Regions from separate parts of the Homo sapiens genome. Here region 1 is linked to region 2. The links are chromatin loops, found by intact Hi-C in ENCODE. Cell type or tissue: PC-3. All regions are shown on one strand. Region 1 overlaps VAV3 (vav guanine nucleotide exchange factor 3). Region 2 overlaps VAV3 (vav guanine nucleotide exchange factor 3).

Region 1 (2,500 bases), 89 kb after region 2:
AGGCGTGAGCCACTGCACCCAGCCACGTATGTTCTTACAAACATAAATACAACAGCACTTCTCTTGTAAGTTTATTCTTCATGAAGTTCTAAAGTCTTTGGACAAATAGAAAAACAAAACAAAAAAACTGTACCTATACAAAGCCATCACCTTTAGGATAAAGGAGTATAAATCTGTTTTATTGTTGTTCTACTTTGCCATATTTCTAATCTGGGAATTTACTAATCTAAATAATGTAAGGGATTCTAGAAAATTTTGGCTATAAATGGTTGAGTCAAATATGTTCCTATTGACATACTACAAATACAAAAATGCATTTCCCTGAGGGGAGAAGAAAGAAAAAATACATTAAAAAAATAACACTTATAAAGGTTAAGTAATTTTTCTGAAACAGCAATACTATAACTCACACAAAATAAGACAAAAATATTATGTTCACAGTCATATACCCCTACTGAAAATAATAGAGAAAGTCACTTCTAAATATTATTGCAGGGAGTCCTCTGCAAAGGATATTGTCTTGGGAAAGTCAGAACTATTAAAAAGTAAACCAGAACCCCTGTTTTTTTAATGGCTTCAAATTTGTTCTGTAGTTAAAAGATTTAAACTAGTCTCAGGACACAAGTGAGGCAATTTCTAGCCAGAGGCAACAAAGCTCCTATAAATCTTAAACAGCTCATAAACTGGCAATGCTACCATGGGTGTGGTTTCAGTTATAAACTATAATGCTTTGAAAACTAAACTTTACAACTAGGTGAATACCACTTATGATAGGAAAACAAAATGAAACACATAGTCCAGATTATTTTCCAGCAAAGCTACTCTATTTCTCATGTTCCCCTTGGTTTATCATCAAGTTCGTGTATTTGGAATCCTTTAACTGTGAATACCTTTTACTCACAACAAAAGGATCACATACATAAAAAATCTTTGGTAATTAAACTGTGGAAAGAAGGCATTGCATAATGGATGAAAAATAATTATACTAACATAATGACAGGGCAAATCTCACAATGCTAAATAGAAAACAACTGAACGTTTTCTGCAGACAAATAATTGGTCTCCGGAGAGGAAACTTGTCACAAAGTCCCCAAAAAACATGCTGCTATTATAAAATAGCATGGATATAGAATTAAGAAATTTTCTCTGATGGAGGGTGGGTACCAGTTGTCTGGTTTATGCTCTCCCCTACTTACTTAGAAAACAGTGATTTTTAAGTGGCAGCTAGCTGGCTGGTTTTCTTACTAGATTTACAAAGGAACACAGGGAGGGTGCTGGATATGTGAGCATTAACCAGGCACCCTGAGGCTGTTCAGTAAGCAAATAACCAGCTCAACTGCTGACTGTGGAAAGAGTGCAATGCTGGTAGTTGCTGGTAGTTACTCATGTGAATGATTTACACGTTAGACCATGACCTCCTGGTCACACATTATACACCAAATTATGAGGAACAAAGGCCAACAATATGCCTCACTTTCCACAGCAATTCCCATATCCTTTCATAAGCACTTAGCTGAAGCCATAATTATGGAAGGTTTAATCAGAAACACACCTGGATCCACCTGTTTAGGAGTTCTTCGCAGTCCATTGGTCCGTTTCTGTGCAGTAAAGTAAAACAAAGCAAAACAAATATGTGTTGGTAATTTTGCACTATTAAATTGTATTACTACTGGCACTTTGGAAAGCAAATGAATGTTGCACATTTTCCAAGTCAAAGTATGACTAAATTTGATCAGAATATGGTTTTAAAGTTTGTTTTATTTGTTTTTCTAGTAAGTCTTCCACGTGTATATCATTACACTTGATAAGTTGTTGGTACCTTATAACAGTAAGAAAAAAAATCTTTTTGGTTGCCAACTCCAAATATTGGGACTCAATTTGTTAAGTCATAGTGACGATGGAGAGAACAAAGCCCAGCAGCCATCTTGGTTAGAATATGTTCCCAGCCAAGACATATGAGCAACAACAGCCTTAAACTGATCTCATAAAACTCTAACTCAGCTATTTATGGGACCTCACAGACCAGACTGAAGAAGGTATACAACCTCAAAACAAAGATCTGAAGCTCTGATTTTAGCCAACACTTAAATGAGAATAGTGTTTTAATTATAGACCAGTTGTATCTGAACACTTTAAAAAACAAAACAGACATGCAGCTTGTGAATCATAAAAATGAATTCTTATTATAGAAAATGAATCTGTAAGAAAACAACTTTGCATTACAAAAATTACAGATGAAACACAAAACAAGAGATTTTAAATCTATGAAAATGCATGGCTACATATTTTATTTCTAAAGCATTAAACTCATTCCCACCTAACTACAGTAATCTCACTAATTAAGAAGGGCTTGATTTCACTTCTTTATTATGCAACTGGATGAAATGCTGAGTCTATGACTATCATACAATCTAGATTTTCACAAAAGCAATTTTCTTTTTATGTGTTGGGGTTTGTATCTGTGTGTGAAGACTTGGTTTCATTCAGAGCACACTTGGCT
Region 2 (2,500 bases):
TGCCCAATACTTTGGACACTTGCTTAATTCTAATCAATATCTTTTTAGATGTTACTTTGAATTTGCATAAGATAGTCCTGTCATAATCTTATCACATTGTACATACTTGAAAAAATAATTGGTAAACATTCTACGAACATTCTAACCTAGAGTAGCCCAAAAGTAAGTGGCCACTACAGTGCCCTGGGGCTTTCTTTTCCAAGGTGACTAGATTATTTAAAAATAATAACAATAATAAACAGCAGGTTTCAGGAGTTGAAGTTCTATTCTCAACCTCTACTCAGAACACAGAATGGTTCCAAGCTTTACCTTGCCTGCTCTGTATCCTCCAAGGACTTTTAGAAGTAATGGAGATGCCATTTCTGTCCAACCCAGTATCCCAAGGTAATAATGCTTGGCAAATGTTATTTTTAGATGATAGCAGCATACCTAAAGCTATGAACCAAAGGTAAGCAATATGAAGACATCTTGCACAATCTTTCTATACAAACATGCAGCATTTCCTCCTTACCACTTCCTGGGATGTATAAAATGCATAAAAATAGAAGCAGTCTTTCTTTAAGGGTGAGCTTTTATCAAGACTTGGTATAAAAATAAGCAAGTTATATTTAAAAAATCATAAAGGCAAAGATGTACATTGCTATGAGTCATAATTAGTAAATGTATTCAAGCCTTAGAAATATAGGAAAGTACTGTGTTAGAATAAGAGTTAGAAGTAGCAGCAGTAGTAGAGGAAGTAGAAGTTGTAGAGTCAGCAGTAACTTTTACTGTTTACCATGTAAGAGCACTATGCTAAGTGCTTTATATAGAACACCTCATTTAGTCCTCAGAACCATCTTAGTCTTCCTCTAACTTTATACAAAGTTAGTATAAAGTAAATAAAACACTGGAATGGTATCACAAATTTGATCTAAGATTGTAATCCTTCTTTGCAGTAACGAATGACTAATCTTGGAGTGTTAACCACTGTGCAATCATTACCAACCTACACCCCTTCTCTCCTTTTGAGTTGCTTTACGAGGGAGATCTTACCTGACCACTCTATATAAAAATATGAAACTCCTCCAAACCAGACTTGCCTGAGTTTCCCCATTGAAATGTAAACTCCATAAAGGCAGGAACTTTGTCTTCTTAATTGCTATATCCCAGAACCAGAACAGTGCCTTGTATGTGTTAGGTGTTTAATATATATCTGTTTAACGAATGAATGAATAATTGATGAACAAAACCAAACGATAACAAATATAAAATTTTCAATGAATTGTTTGCTTTCCCTTCACAATTACAAAAAAAAAGTTTTAGTGGCTTGATTCAAGTTGTCAGAATCTCTTAAAAAGACTGGATAGGGAAGTTTGAACTCATGAGTTTATTTGCTGAAAAATTTATCTGGGGCTAGCATGGATATTCAAAGACATTCTACTGGCTATGCTTTTTTTTAAGAAAAAGTCCTGTAATTCCCTTCTTAGTTGTCAAACAAGTTGAGCATTAAATACTTCATTAAACATGAGACATAATTTTAAGTTAGACAACTTCATTCATTGCCGGGCTACATTCTCTGAGTACCTCCATGTACTAAACACTAAGGAATTGGCTGGGAGTGAACCACAGAGTGAAATATGAGGGTTAGTGACCTTCCTACCTAATATGGGACATCTGTTCTCCCTGTCTGCCCCACTTCTCCCTCCTAGGCTCTCTAGAGCTAAGTGAACAACTCAAACAGGATTTTTCATCTAACTGACCTCCCTGGCAACTTTTATTATCTCTTGCTGCTGGGAAGGCAAAGAAACAGAGCTTCGAAAATTACATGTTTCATGCTGGGGGAAATGTCATAGCTTCAACAGAGTTTTAAGATATTGGTAGGAAAATTGTTTTTTTGGAGAAAACTTCCATTTTTGAATGAGCAAAAATTATGCCTATTTGAGAATCTAAAATAATCAGGTAATCTTGGGCTAAAAAATAACACCATAAAATCTAATAGGTGTTTAAAGTTTTAACATAAAGTTCGCTCTACTTTCATTGCACGAGCTTAGGCATACATCATTGATCACTGTGAGGAAAACATATATTAAGTTACTTAAATAAAAAATATGTCAGTTGATGTGACAGATTGTTTGTTTACTTGAATTGAAATGTATAAAACTTCACTGATGTTGTTGAAACCCAGAGCATTACCTGTTCCCCTTTCAGTTTCTGCTTTCAAGGAAAAATATAAAGTTATATTAAACCGACGCAAATTCTGTTTTCAAATACCTCTAGATATCCCAGTGTTGCTTAGGCTAAAGATTCTAAGAGTAATGAAATTGTATTCACTTCTTCCCCAAAACACTTATTTAAAAAAAATAAAGTGATATCAGATTAAGAAAATAAAATCACACCTTCTTGATGACATTTTTCAATTTTTTTGTTACATGCTCTATCTCCAGGAAGATTATGTAACATTAAACGATGAGAGAAAAGGTTTTCGACTTAGACTCACAGTCCAACCATAACATGCTTTTGT

What was found. Peaks named below come from ENCODE experiments on the same cell type or tissue, not always from the same donor. Only the 100,000 strongest peaks of a DNase experiment are listed, where the experiment ranks them.
Region 1: it touches region 2 in a loop (3-fold over the local background); 3 of 110 quality-filtered maps call a loop at or near these places.

Annotation. Positions count from the first base shown.
Region 1 is chr1:107,681,936-107,684,435 of GRCh38, forward strand. VAV3 (vav guanine nucleotide exchange factor 3) reads right to left here. Exons shown (of 27, transcript NM_006113.5): 19 at 1,553-1,598. Among named protein-coding and RNA genes, the nearest start is that of MIR7852, 210 kb to the right of the region's middle. In PC-3, no CTCF peak of the experiment used is centred here; DNase peaks (open chromatin) are centred at 656 and 1,346; H3K4me3 peaks cover 957 bases; H3K27ac peaks cover 2,152 bases.
Region 2 is chr1:107,593,160-107,595,659 of GRCh38, forward strand. All of the region lies in intron 25 of VAV3 (vav guanine nucleotide exchange factor 3), which reads right to left. Among named protein-coding and RNA genes, the nearest start is that of MIR7852, 300 kb to the right of the region's middle. In PC-3, no CTCF peak of the experiment used is centred here; DNase peaks (open chromatin) are centred at 492, 972 and 1,582; H3K4me3 peaks cover 1,554 bases; H3K27ac peaks cover 2,109 bases.